Regions from separate parts of the Homo sapiens genome. Here region 2 is linked to region 1. The links are chromatin loops, found by intact Hi-C in ENCODE. Cell type or tissue: mammary epithelial cell. All regions are shown on one strand.

Region 1 (8,000 bases):
GATCGTGGAGGTGGGGAAATGGAGGCAGCGTGTAGACAGCCATTTTGGAGACCCTCTGTCGTGAAGGAGGGCAGAGAATGAGATGAAGAAATGGGGCGGAGGGTGTGGTTTTTTCAGGTAGAAGGTGCTGGAATCTGCATGTCCAAGGATGATCCAGTGTACAGGCTGAAGGCTATGGTGAGAGAGGGGAAGGGCCAGAGGGGCAGGCGCAGGATGCCACGAGATGAGGGCTGGGGTAGGAGAGCAGGTCACAGTTCCCAGGACTCAGACGTGCTTCCATGGGATGCAGGAAGTGAAGGGAGGTCCCTTCACTTCTAGTGTTTCACGCAGGAACCAGGAGGTGAGGGCAGCCCTGTGGGTGGACCAGGGGAGGAGACAGCATGAGATGGCCTCAGAGAGCAGAAAAGTCAACTCCAAGGAAGGGATTCGGGACCCTGAGCAATGCTGAGTGCCCCTGAGTCATGTTCTAATGGATGGAGGCAGAACCAGTCGTCCTGGTTGGGAGATTTTCTCTGGCAACAACAGCTATGTGGAGAAGGCAAATGGCTGCGTCCATTCAAGATTAGGGTCAGTCATGGGGGTATAGTACTCACAGTGCCAGGGTGGGCAGGTCAGTCATGGGGGTATAGTACTCACAGTGCCAGGGTGGGCAGGTCAGTCATGGGGGTATAGTACTCACAGTGCCAGGGTGGGCAGGTCAGTCATGGGGGTGTAGTACTCACAGTGCCAGGGTGGGCAGGTCAGTCATGGGGGTGTAGTACTCACAGTGCCAGGGTGGGCAGGTCAGTCATGGGGGTATAGTACTCACAGTGCCAGGGTGGGCAGGTCAGTCATGGGGGTGTAGTACTCACAGTGCCAGGGTGGGCAGGTCAGTCATGGGGGTGTAGTACTCACAGTGCCAGGGTGGGCAGGTCAGTCATGGGGGTATAGTACTCACAGTGCCAGGGTGGGCAGGTCAGTCATGGGGGTGTAGTACTCACAGTGCCAGGGTGGGCAGGTCAGTCATGGGGGTGTAGTACTCACAGTGCCAGGGTGGGCAGGTCAGTCATGGGGGTGTAGTAATCACAGTGCCAGGGTGGGCAGGTCAGTCATGGGGGTATAGTACTCACAGTGCCAGGGTGGGCAGGTCAGTCATGGGGGTATAGTACTCACAGTGCCAGGGTGGGCAGGTCAGTCATGGGGGTATAGTACTCACAGTGCCAGGGTGGGCAGGTCAGTCATGGGGGTATAGTACTCACAGTGCCAGGGTGGGCAGGTCAGTCATGGGGGTATAGTACTCACAGTGCCAGGGTGGGCAGGTCAGTCATGGGGGTATAGTACTCACAGTGCCAGGGTGGGCAGGTCAGTCATGGGGGTGTAGTACTCACAGTGCCAGGGTGGGCAGGTCAGTCATGGGGGTGTAGTACTCACAGTGCCAGGGTGGGCAGGTCAGTCATGGGGGTATAGTACTCACAGTGCCAGGGTGGGCAGGTCAGTCATGGGGGTATAGTACTCACAGTGCCAGGGTGGGCAGGTCAGTCATGGGGGTATAGTACTCACAGTGCCAGGGTGGGCAGGTCAGTCATGGGGGTGTAGTACTCACAGTGCCAGGGTGGGCAGGTCAGTCATGGGGGTATAGTACTCACAGTGCCAGGGTGGGCAGGTCAGTCATGGGGGTGTAGTACTCACAGTGCCAGGGTGGGCAGGTCAGTCATGGGGGTATAGTACTCACAGTGCCAGGGTGGGCAGGTCAGTCATGGGGGTGTAGTACTCACAGTGCCAGGGTGGGCAGGTCAGTCATGGGGGTATAGTACTCACAGTGCCAGGGTGGGGAGGTCAGTCATGGGGGTGTAGTACTCACAGTGCCAGGGTGGGGAGGGAGGTAAGGGTTACGATGATGGAGGAGGGTGTAAAGAAAGGGAGGGAGAAGGTGCTGAGGGTGGGGATGGGAGGACTGGGGAGAAAGTGGATTGCAGCCATGGGGACATTGAGTGGGTGAGCTGGGAGGACCCTGTGTGGCAGCCACAGAGGGGATACTGGAGATGGAGACCTTGGATGTGGGGAAGCTACTGGCAACAGCAGGGTGAGACCATGGGAGTGTTGGGGGCGGGGAGGAGGAGGACAGCTCAGGCGCTGGGGAGGTCAGGACCTGGCTCGCCATTGAGAGAGACAGTCTGCCATGTGGTGACAAGAGACGAAGCCAATGAGCAGCTCAAGTCTGCCCCGAAATGAAGGTTGATGGACCACAGCAGCGGGGAGAGGAAGCCAGTGGCCAGGAGGAATAGAGAGGTGTAGAAGCAGCCGTGGGACACTCCCAGCTTCCAACCCACCCCCAACTTTCTTACACCAGCAACCCTTCCCCTCCTTGAGAGGCTGCAGGGGAAGTGGGGCCCTCAGGGGAGGGGGCAGCCAGGTTCCCGCACAAGGAAGATTTAGAGAAGAGGTGGAGGAGATAGGAGAGTTCCAGAGAGCCTGGTGACGGGTTTGGGGTGGGGAGGGAATGAATGGGGAGTCAGGTCACATTAAGGAACAAATGAATGAGCTGCCAGTGAATGAACCGCAGCAGTGCCACGCTGGTTAACTGGGAAGAGGAAATGTCAGTGCTGTCATGCTGTACGCATTCCACACCATTGTTCATTGTTGCTATGCTGGTGCCAGCAGGGCGGTGGGCAGATGGGTCTTGTGTGTGTGTGTGTGTGTGTGTGTGTGTGTGTGTGGCGTGATGTGCCTCACCGGTGTACATTTCAGTTCTTGGTAATCCTGTTTTGAGTCTCACAGAATCTATTTCCTCAAGCCGTTTGTATCCTTATTTATGTAAGTGACTAATTCTTTCATGGGTAGAGCCAAGCTTTCTGTCTCAGTTACATAGAGATACTGAGACAAATTACTCATGAACATTCCAGAAAAGATGAGTATCTACAAATTATTGAGACAGTTTCAATATGTAAATAGTATTGTTGAATACGATTTCTCACAGTTATCCAAGTTAGATTGGATACGGTAAGTGGGTAATTCCAAGCTAGTTATCCCCTTTACACATGGCATAGTGCCCCATCGTTGGGTCTTCCCAGCCTGCCATGTCCACGTGGCCGGGATGCTCCCAGGAGCTGCTGGGGAAAGGAGGGCGGGCTGCAGGCTGTGTCTTGAAGGCTGAGAATTTAACGCCGCTGCCCTCGATGTGCCATAGCTTGTTGGTAGAGCAGTGTCCATTTGAAGGGAGGTAGCTCCTGAATTTACTTTATTTTTGCAATACCCTTCTGAGGAGCTAATTGGCCCTAATAAACCTTGCAGAACATAAGCCCTGCCCAAATGGGGAGAACCACCTGCTGTCAAGAGTCAGCCAGCTGCAGTATCAGCCCCTGAAGAGGACGAGCTAGCAGTGCTGATGTCAGGGAACTTTCCACTCCTCAAACCGACAGGAACAGGACCGTGAGCACAAAACGTGAACACGGACCAGAACGAGTTGGCATGCAGGACTAGGTTGCCTTGACGACTCTGAGTTCTGACAGGGAAATACAATGAGTTTTATGTGGACAGAGTTCCACGGTCTATTGCAAAATCAATGTGCTGTTTGAATGAATCATCACTTCCAACCATTGGTCATTGGTGTCTGAATCTTGATTGCAGATGAAGCACTGAGTCATGACTGTAAAATGCCACAGTATTTATGAAAACCAAGAAGGTTTTTTATTTATCCTGACTAGCTAAATCAAGGTAGGTCATCCTAATAATACTTGTCCACACAAGTGGCAACCCCTTGCCAAAGAAATGCAAACAGAAGCCTGGGATGTTTCCAGCTCTCCTTAACTTCCTTCCCCGACCTCCCTGACACCAGCCAATGGGTCCTTTAAGAAGTGTGAGAGAGCCAGTAGATGGTAGGCCCCCGCTTCAAACTCGCCATCTTGTCCCTTGATCCAGTGACTATACCTGGAATTTGGCCTCTAAGCGAGTGTTTCTTTTTGCACTTGGACTTCTTGAGAGATTACTCATTACTCAGGAGATAACACCAAAGCATTCTCAAAACCAATCTTTGGAACTGGCTTCCAGGATTATACATGCAGGATTAGTCATACAGAAAATCCTTAAAGATAGCAAATTTGGGTCCTTTGAGAGTGTATTTGGTTTGTGAAAACAAAGCCATTGGTAACCAAGCCAAAAGCAAACATGTGATTCTAACCCATGAATTCAGAATTTTTCAGGCAGCTGACCCTAAAGACACTTTTTTCAAACAGGTGACTCCTTTTCATTAATTCATTAATCAGTTGTTGAGATAGTGAAAGAAAAAAGAAACTGAAAGAAATCATCATTACCAGAAATACTTGGGTTCAAATTCTAGCTCTAAAACTTCTTAGCTGTGTAACTTTGGGCAAGTCACTTAACCCGTCTGGGCCATATCTGAAAATTTTCCCTAAGGGAAAAAAAAAACTAAGGTTATTGCTCTTCCTTTTTGCTGCTTCTCCTCCTCTGAGTTGAGGCTCCTTTCCTGATGGAACATTGCCTTCATTCCCCTCTTCTCCCTCTACCCAGGGGTGTATTGGTAAATTGGAACTCTGGGGAAAAAAGTCACAAAGCCCTGATCTGTGGCTTTTGCCAATTTCTGTGGTGTACATACTTCCACCATGGCTGACTTTAATTTCCCAACAGTTAAACAACAGGTTCACGAAGTTCTTAAATATTTAACAGCTGGGCCCTGTGGACCATGGGTGCTGGCTGCAGCATGTCACACTGCCTCTACCCTCTCCCCTTTCTCCTTTTTACTTTCCTGAGAGCATGGTGGATGTCGTCTGATATAATTTCCATCCATGTCTCTGCTTTTTATATTTAACCAGCTTCCAAAAATAGTTTCCTTACTTCCATTAGTTCTTAACCAGGGAGTGTGCTGGAATTCAGGTGGTCTGGTCACTGCCTCTCATCTTCCCGAATTCTTCTTGGCCATATCACCAGCAGGAATTTTCAAAGGGGACACAGCGCTCTTTGTTTTTTAAAGGGCTGTGCCAATTTGCCTTTGGGTTTCCTCATTCTATCAGAGTAGAGTGCTGATCTAGTACCTGTATAATTCTCCTTGGCAGAAGTGCTCAGGGCTTTTTTTTTTCTTTTCCTCATCTAATCGCATTCCACTTCTAACAGCCTGGATGAGTTGTGCAAACCCAAGAAATAAAGAAAAGAACAGGCAGTTCTGATATCGTCACAGGGCCACTTAATGACATGGGCATCAGAAGGAGAGAGTACCATCCACAGACATTCTCAAAGCAATGCGCCTGACGCATCAGAAGATCCTCCTTGTGGGGCCAGACTTAGGCATCAAAAACATCCATGTATTATGATCTCACTCTTGTGAGAAGGACCTCTCAGCACCCAAAGGTCAATAGTGATATTTACTGGGCACCTACTATGTCACAGACTATTTCATTTCGGCTCCCCCATAGCCCTAGGCAGGTGGAATCATTATTCTTGTTTTCTAGTGAGGGTATGTCACATGCCCAGGATTGGCAAAAGAGTGGGGCAATTGTCCTGCTCATAAGTCTTGGTGGGAGTGTATAAGTTAACATAATCCTCCAAAAGGCAATTTTGCCCTACATCTCAAAGTCTTAAAAATCTTCATCATGGCTGGGCATGGTGGCTCATGCCTGTAATCCCAGCACTTTGGGAGGCCAAGGCAGGTGGATCACTTAAGGTCAGGAGTTTAAGACCAGCCTGGTCAATGTGGTGAAACCTCATCTCTACGAAAAATACAAAAATTAGCTGGGTGTGGTGGCAGGCACCTGTAATCCCAGCTACTCAGGAGGCTGAGGCAGGAGAATCGCTTGAGTTCGGGAGGCGGAGGTTGCAGTGAGCCGAGATAGTGCCACTGCACTCCAGCCTGGGCAATAGAGTGAGACTCCATCTCAAAAAAAAAAAAATATTTATCATGTCACTTAATTGTGTTAGCCAGGATAAGCTCACTTCTGTAACAAACAACCCTCAAATCCTAGTGACAGAAGAAAGCAGGGGTTGGCAAACTCTCTGTATGGACTGGGGGGAAATACTTTTAGGCTTTGCAGGCCATACGGTCTTGCAACTCTCACCGCTGCTGTTGTCCTGTGAAAGCAGCCACAGATGGGATGTAAATGAACTGGCGTGACTGTGCTCCAATCAAACTTTATGTAAGGGCACTGAAATTTGAATTTCATATAATTTTCCTGTGTCACAAAATCCTATTCTTTAAATCCTTTTTTAAAACATAAAACCTGGCCGGGCGCGGTGGCTCACGCCTGTAATCCCAGCACTTTGGGAGGCTGAGGCGGGTGGATCACGATGTCAGGAATTCAAGACCAGCCTGATGAACATGATGAAACCCCGTCTCTACTAAAAATACAAAAATTATCCAAGCGTGGTGGCGCAGGCCTGAAATCCCAGCTACTTGGGAGGCTGAGGCAGGAGAATCGCTTGAACCTGGGAGGTGGAGGTTGCAGTGAGCTGAGATCGGGCCTCTGCACTCCAGCCTGGGCAACAGAGCAAGACTTTGTCTCAAAAAAAACAAAACAAACAAAAACAAACAAACAAAAAAACCCATAAAACCCATTTTGAGCTCACATACAAAAGTCCATACAAAAACAGGCAGGCGGCTGGATTTGGCCTGCAGTCTGCAGTTGGCTGACCCCTGGCTTAAAGCACTGGAATTTTCTTTTCACTGATGCAGTGGTCCCACATGGGGGATCCTGGCTGGGCTGGAAGGCTCTCCCAGGTGGCTCTTATTCAGTGGCAACCCAGGGAAGGGACCCGCGGTGCTTCTGTCCTGTGCCCTGCCCTCTCTAGTCCTCAGGGGCTTCCCTATTCAGCAGGCAGATGGAGAGAGGTCATGGAGTCTTGTGTGGGAGGTTTTCATGGATGGTTTGGAGGTGGCTCCCGTCATTTTCCCCACATTCCTTTGTTGGAAGTCAGACATGCAGCTGCTCTGAACTGAACAAGAGATGGGAAACAGAGTGTAGCAGTGTGCACAGGGAGACCCCGGAGCAGTGTGTTCACTGACCAAAGACCATGCCATGTTCACATGTATTTCCACGCTGTAGCATGACTACAAAGGTACAGGCGGGAAGCTAAGCTGGCCTGGAGGGACTTTGCAACAATGGCTGAGCCTGAGTGAATCACATGGACCTGAGCCCTGGGTGCCCCTCCACCTGTTCTTGGGCCTGGATCCTCAAGGTCATCACTGCAGTGCGTGGTACCATGCAGTGAACTCTGTAGAACGTTTCGGCCTCTTCTGTTGCACCTTGGGGACATAGCCACAGAGGCCAAGGCCACAGGTGGGCTGGAGACACTCCAGTGGCACAGGGCTGACCCCTTTGGACTGAGTAAACCCAGAGCTCCTGAAGTTTTGGGTTAAGGGGAATGGGATCGGGGGTGTGGGGAGCTGCTAACAGGGGCAAGTGGAGCCCCTGCTGAAGCAGCCATGCCTGGAGGCTGCCCCACAAGAACAGACAAGCTGCTTTCCACCAGCTTCTGTCAAGGGATGCTTGCAGAAGGAAGAGAAGCCAGGAGGGGCCAGAGGCAGCCTGGGACTCATGGTTGTTCCTAAAAGGGACATGAAACTTGACCTCCTAAATGAGGCCAGCCCAGAATGGATCAGAGGTCACAGATTTCTTGAAAGCAATCAGAGGGAAGTAGCCTATACCTGGTTCCATTTGGGCACTGTGGCCTCCCAGGCCTCCTGCGGACTCTAAGCTTGGGAAGTAGGCAGAGGGCAGGGTGGTCTATGTGGTCACTCCTCATGGCGTGGACCACCAGCCAGCCCCACCGCATCACCAGGACCCGCATGTAACCCTCCGGGGATGCCTGCTGCAGATGGGGCCCAGCTCGTGATACACTTGGGAGAGATTCATGGTTTACCAGGCCCCATGGGTGTTTTCAGGGGCTGGGTTGGGGTGGGGGTGGGTGGTGAGCAGTGAGAGAATACTCTCTCTCTAGGCGATGCCAGAACTTCCTTACAGGGAATACAGGAGCCTTAGGGATAGCAGGGCTCCAGTTTCCCAGCCCTCACTGAC
Region 2 (8,000 bases), 71 kb before region 1:
TAGACCCAGAGCTGAAAGGGAGGCTCACAATAGGGGACATCTCTTTCAGTCCCCACACTTTTCAGATTGAGAAGCCAAGGCTCAGAGGAATGATTGGCTCACAGTGGCTCACCCAGCGTGAGAGAGACCTAGTCAGGACGAGAACCAGAATTTTCCTGATTTATAACAGAAAGGATATGAGGCTTAGAATCAAAACTGTTTTTGGTCTCAGTTGAAAGCCTTAATTGGTTGTCTGATATTAAGCAACTTGTTTACATCTGATACTCAGTTTTCTTATTGGTAAAATGGAGTTGAAAATATCCACCATCCCACGGTTGTGAAAAGGATCAAATAAGGCATCGCATGAAGGTCCTAGGACACTTTGAGTTGGTATCTTTCCGGTCCTTTGCATGTCAAGTCCATAGAGAGAACTTCCAGGGAAATGAACAGTTCTTTTCAAAAGTGCCTTAAATATTGTGCTTTGTGGCTTTGTAACATTTTCTTTTTTCTGTCTTTTTAGGACAGCCCAGAAACTTGCAGGACCTGTGCCGAATTAAAATTCGACAATGTATAGGCCTTCAAAACCTAAAGCTACTTGATGAACTACCAATTGCCAAGGTCATGAAAGACTACTTAAAACACAAATTTGATGATATCTGATATGCCAGAACTGTGAGCAAGATTAGGAGTTCTATTCTAGATACTTAAAAGGCTTTTTGCCTTGCACAAAGTATATCCTATGCAATTTCTGATTTGCTGTGAAATCAGAAAGCAGGTATACACTTTTGGGTTTTCTGTTTGTTTGGTTGGTTTTCATTGTAGGGGAGGGATTTTTTATATATATATAAAAACACACACCACATGCTTGAAGGTCTTAATTTGGTTTCTTGGTCCAAGTTTAAGAGGTCCAAGCTTTGTATACAATACTGCATTTAGAAAAATTGTCTTTTCTTAAATGACACAAGCAGGTTTAGAGTGGAGAATTTACCCTTTCCAAATTTATGGTTCCTTGGTAAGCACGGTATTCTAAACCAGCAGAGCACTTGTTAACGTTTGGAGGCACAGTTTCACCCAGGGCGACCCTGGGTTCTTTTGGAAAATGCCCTAAGAAATGTTTGAAGTAACGCTGTCACCTCATTCATTTTTAATGAGTACAAACTGGCCGTTTCAAACTGTTCTTTTTCCTAATTAATGTAGCTTTCGGATGACATAAATCCAGTATCTCTGCTTATGACATAAATCCAGTACCTCTGCTTTTCTTTTGCTGTGCTCTTGTTTTTAACTTATTTTTTTTTTAACAACTGTAGTACACTACCCTGAGACACTGCATCTCGATTTCTATCTCTAGTTAGAGTTGTACTTTTAAAAAAATTAACGGGAAAGAAAATAACTTTGTGAAGCCAGTGTATTCTGTTTTTAAAACTGTGCCTGCAGTGCAATACTCCTTCTGGTGTATTTTATCCATTATTTCACTTGCTGGTCGTCATTTCACAGCCAGCTTTGACATGCCCGTGAGGACAGGAGCCGCCGCTTCAGTTGTCACTGCAGAGCCATCGTATGTCAGTTGCAATTTCCATCTGAAGCTATGTCTTTGACTTCACTTTAAGCAGAAAATTTTGTACCCTGGTGGTCGAGTCTTCCCTTAAAAATTGTTAAATCATTTGGCTTTAATGGTTCAATAATTTGGGGTGGCTTCATGGTGTTTCTTTTCTTCCCAGTTTAAAAAAAAAACTTTTTAAGCGTAAAATCTTTAAGGGGTACACATTTATAAGTCTGGCTAATTTCTAATATGCTAATTAAACATTTCCCATTTTAAGGTTATATACAGTGAGGCTCTTCAGGACAATTATTTTCTGGGTTGATTGGGCATATGTTTGCCGTGTAAACACGGATATGATAAAGTGTCAGTAACAATGGAAAAGGTCCCAGAGGCATTAGGCATCTAAGAGGATGCCCTCAGAAACGTATTCTGGCTTGATTTGTGTTATTAACTTCAGAAGAACCTTTTCAAATGTCCCAGTATCGTTCTTAGTGCTTTGGGAAAAAATATTTAACACACTGTTAATAAATTTGTTATCAGAAGTTTACAAGACGAAGGGCTTCTCTCGTCTGAATTTCTAGATTTAAGTCATGAAGTGTAAAACTGTTTCACCCAGAAGTGTAACTAAGCAGAACTAGGAGTTTTCTCTGGCTTCACCTTTTTCAGAGCCAGCAGTGCTGTTTTCTCAAGCACAGCGTTTGCTCTTAGACTCTGATCTGCTTGTGCCTAAGCATTGCACAGGTTTCCGAAGACGGGCAGCTTCAGAGAAGAGGATTATTCGGGAGATTGCTGGTGTGGCCCATAGACTCTTTGGCATAGACTCTTTCGCAGGCAGCCACTCTGAGTGTGGCCAGTTCTATAACCATCCCCAAACTAGCTGGAGCCTGATGGATAGGAACGGGTAGTCTGTCCTCTTCCCCATAAAAATGTTCCAAAAAGTTATCTCCAGAGAGAGTCCCTTATGAAGACAGTTGCCAAGCTGTATTCTCATTCTTTAAACCAATACCCAGGTCAGGGCTAGTTCACACTAGCACTGTTAGGGACATGGTGTGGCTAGAAATGAATTGAGTGTGACTTCTCCCTACAACCCCAGGCCCAGGGATAGGAGGAGGCAGAGGGGTGCCTGGAGTTTCTGCACTCTCATCAGTGATGTTCATGTTACACTTGCACAAGGGCTGATTTCCACGTATGTGTGTGTTAATTTATTCACTTAGTTTCAAAAGATTTTCTCTCCCCAGCCATTCAGAGGTTTCCAAACTAAGCCACTGAGTTTGAGTCAGGGAATTCCACGTAAAAAGATCAGATTAAGGTAAATTCTTTGTTCTGTATTGCTGCTGTGACTTCAGAAAAAAAAAATTATGAGAGCTCTTCCTGGAATTTTGAAATTTCTATTTAATGAAGAAGTGTATAATTCCATTATTTATTGTTTGAGGTTTGATTTATCTGGAAGCTTAAAAAGAATGTTTTATTTTTGTTGTTAATAAAATCCCAATCACATTTCACAATAACTAAAATGTCTCCAGGTGGGTTACTGGTAGATGATAGTGGTGACACCTGCAGGTCTGCATTTGAATTGGATTCACAGAGAAGCATTCCATGGTCACATAATGAATAGGGAGAACAGATATTTTCAGAAAAATCAACCGATTGTTTTTTCCAGAAACAGAACAGAAAATGTTCAGAATATTTTCAAATTTGTCAGATTCTTTTATGTTTCCTTTGAAATTTATTATTTAAGCCTATTACTAAACCTTTATAAAAATATATTTGGCAAATACACCAAAGAAACCAGCTTACAAAAGATTATGATCATTAATGAACTGCAAACCTCATCTTTCGAAAACAAGGTTTTGTGTTTTTTTTTTTTTGTAAATATTTGTGTTTATAAATGTACAGCAGAGTAAGAGTGTTTTTTAGATTATTTAATTCCCATATTTCTAAACTATTTACTACACAGTAATCCATGCCTGTTAGTTTGGAGGACTTGACTGTCTCATTTTTTAATTCATTGTCAGTCATGCTTGGAACAGCATTTCCACTAGAGAATCCAGCGTTCTGGCAGTAGCAAGAGTACACATCTGGAGCATGAGGGACTCTAGCATGACTCGTCAGATGCACACCCCAAGAGACAAGAATGTGTAGTTTAATGACCGGCGTGGACCATACGAAATTGAGATTCTAACTTTCCTGCAGGAGTGCTCATGAGCCCAGAATGTGATTGGGATAAGGCCATTTGCCCACAAATTTAGCTTTCATGTAACTCCTAGTGTGTTATATCATAATGTATTTTGTTCTTCCTTTTTAATGTAAGTTTTGCTTTGGGTCAATTTGAATTAAAAAAATCAAATCTGATTTAAAACATGTTGGAGTTGTATTTTATTTCCAGTCTACCTTAAGTTTTTAATATGTCCAGCTATTTGGTGAAAATAAATAAAACTCTATCCTTCCTTCATCAGCATTTTAGATCGCTGGGAGTTGTTTAAGAATATGATGATGTGGAAAACAATACCACTCTCCATTGTCACCAGATAAGCCATTTCTTACCCTCCTTTAATTTGTTCAATGCATTCTGCAAATACCCACCAACAAAAGATGATCACAGTGTTGAGTGTATCGACCCAGCACTGGGCCTTCTTGGGCCGTAATCGCCACCTGCCCCGTGCGTGCCACACCTTGACTCACGACAGGGTTTAGACCACAGCGCTTCTAAACGTAGGACAGCATGCAGTCAAAGCAATGCATCTGACGGAGTTACCCTGCAGGAGATGAAGCAAAACAACTTTGATTTCACATTTCCTCTATAAAACATAAGCACAGCTTGATTCAGGAGAGACCCGAAGTGAATGTGGATGATGGTGTGGCACTAAGAGAAAGGGAAGAGGGACTGCTTAGCACCCCGTGCAGAGATGGGATGGTTTGGAACTATAATCTTGTTGCAGCCTTGTCCAGGGTTTGGCACAAATGAAGGCCAAGAATAGGACATTTGAAACTATTTCTAATGATCAGCAGGGGAGTTCAGCTTTGAAAAATTGCTGTGTTGCTTGGAAACCTTGAGATCATTCCTTTTCCAATATGACAGAAGCAGTGTATTGTTTTCTCAGCTGAAAGACAGTTTACAAAAATGGTTTACAGCTATTGATAAAACATTATCTACTTGATAAAAAAATAGTTCCACATCTCACTTATTTGGATATCTAAGATGAAAGAAAATGGATTTGTATCCTCTGCCTGTATTTATATAACTTAATGTAACTGTGTGTGCTTAACTGAAGGAGTAACAGGGAAGTTTTACAAGTTTTGATGATAGAACTCAAGATACTAAGTTACAAAGATAATTTTTCTTTATTCTGTCTTTAGTTATTTTGTTATTACCTGTTAAATGAAACAAAGGGTCAGCCATCATATGGCCCACTGGATCTCATGACTTCTCTTGTATACCCCTGACAAATAGTGTTCCACGCTTTGTAATGTATTTCCTGAAGACCATGGCTGATTTGATGGATATTTCCTTATCTTGCAGAAGAACTCTGATTCCTGAGTGACAGTCAGCATTCTGAATCACATTTGAAAAGACTGAGTGATTTGCATATGGCCTATAAAAGATCATCAGTGTGGGAGTAAAACCCTGAACTAGCCCTGTTTCCCCAGTGCTTGGTCTCTCACTGTCCTGAGCGAGTATCTTACACTAAATGATTAGATGTGATCTTTAAGTCCCATTCATCCAGCTATGCCTAGAGCACCTCATGCTGCTTTTCAGTTGTGTATCTGCAAGGCAAGGGGTTGATTCATTCTGACCCATCAACTGTTGGAAGTAAAGGATCGCATTCAAGCACAGTATTTCTCTTCTTTTGCAGATGTGGCCTTTTAAAAACGTCATCATTTGTAGTTATTATAAATTTATTTTATTTGATTTTTGAGACAGAGTCTCGCTCTGTCGCACAGGCTGGAGTGCAGTGGCACAGTCTTGGCTCACTGCAACCTCTGCCTCCCAGGTTCAAGTGATTCTTCTGCCTCAGCCTCCCAAGTAGCTGGGATTATAGGTGTGCGCCACTACGCCTGGCTAGTTTTTGTATTTTTAGTAGAGATGGGGTTTCGCCCTGTTGGCCAGGCTGGTCTTGAACTCCTGACCTCAAGTGATCCGCCTCAGCCTCCCAAAGTGTTGGCATTACAGGCGTGAGCCACCACACCAGGCCTATAAATATATTTTAAATGTTGATTCCAGTATCTTGAAAATCTCACTCGGAACCTTTATGTTTCCTGTTTATTAGAGCACTGTTTTGAATTAAAAGTGTAATGTTATGTTGCATTAAGAAGTAATGAAGTGATTCACTTTTCTGTGAAACGGTAGTTTATGAATGAGAACAGAGATGGCTGAATTTGGACAATGACATTCAGTTTAAGTTGAGACATTTGGTTATGTGATGAGTAGACTGACACAGAAGTACTCCAGCTGCAGAGATTTCCTATTTTATCTGGCAAATGTAGTCATATTTTTCTTGCTGCTCAGTTTTGAGTTAATGTTGCTTTCCTTCCTCTGATAGTTTTAGGTCAGGTCACTTCTTAGTTTTCTTTTTCTTTACCAGAAAAAAGAACACTTGTGGGGCATGGACTTACTGTACATGACCATTTTAGATTTCTCTAGAGAGCTTCTAGATTTTCCCTCTCTTAATTCTGGTCACTTAACCCTTTAGTGAGGTACATGCCTGTGTACAAGGTGTAGGCTCAGCCTCATGAGGTTGTTTTAGTGTGCTGATTTTAGAGTTCCCAAATGGCTTATTTTCTCTGCCTTACCTGGGTAGAAATATAGCTTATCATTTTGGAAGAATGCCTCATTAGTTGGCTACAGCCATTTCCCATCTTGGGTAGAGCCAGAGAACAAATTACATTTCTTCCTGGTTTAACTGGCGCTCTTAAGTCATTTGCTATGAGTCCACTGGGCAGAGAGTTCCTTGAAGACAGACACTGGGTCTTGTTTGCCTGACCCTTGAACAGTATTTGCCAGCAGAATCCATTTTCTAGGGCCTCAGTGGCATGTGGCATTTGGTCCCTAGCGTGTTAACTTTGTTCCTTCAAGGCTCCAAGGAAACGGGGGCCAGGTCGTTCATAGCTTTAAGTCTCAGGTAAGTATGTCCCTCCTAATTCCTGCCACTGTTGCCTTTGGCTCTTCCTTCTTCCCTCCGCCGCCTCCCTTCAGCCTCCCTGCTGTCAGCGTCACCTGGCAGTGGAACCTAGCTACTGGTCTCGTATGGGCACTAAGACCTTCAGCAGAGACCACTGGATTCTGGTTGCCAGGAATTGTATCAGTCAGGATTCTCCCTCCCTGAGCCCCCATGGCGCTACGAGCCCCCAAAGGAGGCAGGGCAAGCCACACTCTGGATGGCTGACTCAGAGCTGCCCCCAGGCACCTGCGGCTCGCTGGAGTATCCGTGCAGGCTCCAGCTGTGCTTGGACAGCACTCTCCGTGAAGCTGGATGGGGACTGACATGCAGCCCCCGCCCCATCTCTACTCCATGTTGCTTTTTCTCCAGTGTTTCATATACGTCATGGGTGGTATCATTCTTACATAGGAAAGCCCTGGCCGACTCGGTCCTTGTTTGACCATTTCTGCCCTCTTTAGTACCTGCCTGGCACGGTGCCTTTCACACTGTGGATACTCCCACAGATTTTCAAGTGAATCCTTGTCCAAACCCTTCCTTGGGCAGGTGGGAAAGCCAGGCCTTCTTACGCTCCTAGCTGGTCCTCACCATCCCTGAATTGGTGTCACTCCTCTCCTGCTGGATCAGTTGTTTTCCACGGAATGGAAATCATCCCGTAATGAAGACAGAAATAAGAGAGTGAGACCCGTTTTGGCAGAAGTTGGCAAGGCTTAGGATTTCACATGTTATGCTTCCTGGATTTAAAGCCCACACATCTATAAAATGCCTGTAATTTCCTATAAAATGTGACCCAAGAGTTCAGCTTTAGCCTCCACCATGCCTTTCGTATAATCTTTTTTTTTTTTTTAATTGAGACGGAGCCTCGCTCTGTCACCCAGGCTGGAGTGCAGTGGTGTGATCTCGACTCACTGCAACCTCTGCCACCCGGGTTTGAGCGATTCCCATGCCTCAGCCTCCCAAGTAGCTGGGACTGCAGGTGCACACCACCATGCCCGGCTAATTTTTTTGTATTTTTAGTAGGTACAGGGTTTAGCCATGTTGGCCAGGCTGGTCTCGAACTCCTGACCTAAGGTGATCTGCCCGCCTCAGCCCCCGCAAAGTGCTGGGATTACAGGCGTGAGCCACCGCACCTAGCCGTCTTTCGGATAATCTTGACTAAAAGGAAACGTCTTGGGTTCTAGGACTCCCTTAGGAACTCCATGTGTCCTTCGCCGGCCTCAGGAGTGTGGCAGTAAGAGTTACTTCCTAGGCAAGGATGCTGCCGCTCTCAGCTCTGCCTGTCCACTGTTGATGAGGTGGGCAGGATAACTGAACACATAAGCCTG

The links. A loop is a pair of places that touch in the nucleus more often than their neighbours do. Peaks named below come from ENCODE experiments on the same cell type or tissue, not always from the same donor. Only the 100,000 strongest peaks of a DNase experiment are listed, where the experiment ranks them.
Region 2: it touches region 1 in a loop (2.2-fold over the local background); 3 of 110 quality-filtered maps call a loop at or near these places.

The regions. Positions count from the first base shown.
Region 1 is chr15:100,718,488-100,726,487 of GRCh38, forward strand. The region is part of intron 1 of LOC105371024 (a long non-coding RNA gene); the gene reads left to right. Among named protein-coding and RNA genes, the nearest start is that of ASB7, 120 kb to the left of the region's middle. RefSeq lists an enhancer at 3,312-4,511. In mammary epithelial cell, no CTCF peak of the experiment used is centred here; DNase peaks (open chromatin) are centred at 2,774, 3,484, 5,104 and 6,864; H3K4me3 peaks cover 301 bases; H3K27ac peaks cover 6,312 bases.
Region 2 is chr15:100,647,824-100,655,823 of GRCh38, forward strand. ASB7 (ankyrin repeat and SOCS box containing 7) reads left to right here. Exons shown (of 6, transcript NM_198243.3): 6 at 500-3,878. The coding sequence ends at 639. Among named protein-coding and RNA genes, the nearest start is that of ASB7, 49 kb to the left of the region's middle. In mammary epithelial cell, a CTCF peak has its summit at 3,078 (motif pointing left); no DNase peak of the experiment used is centred here.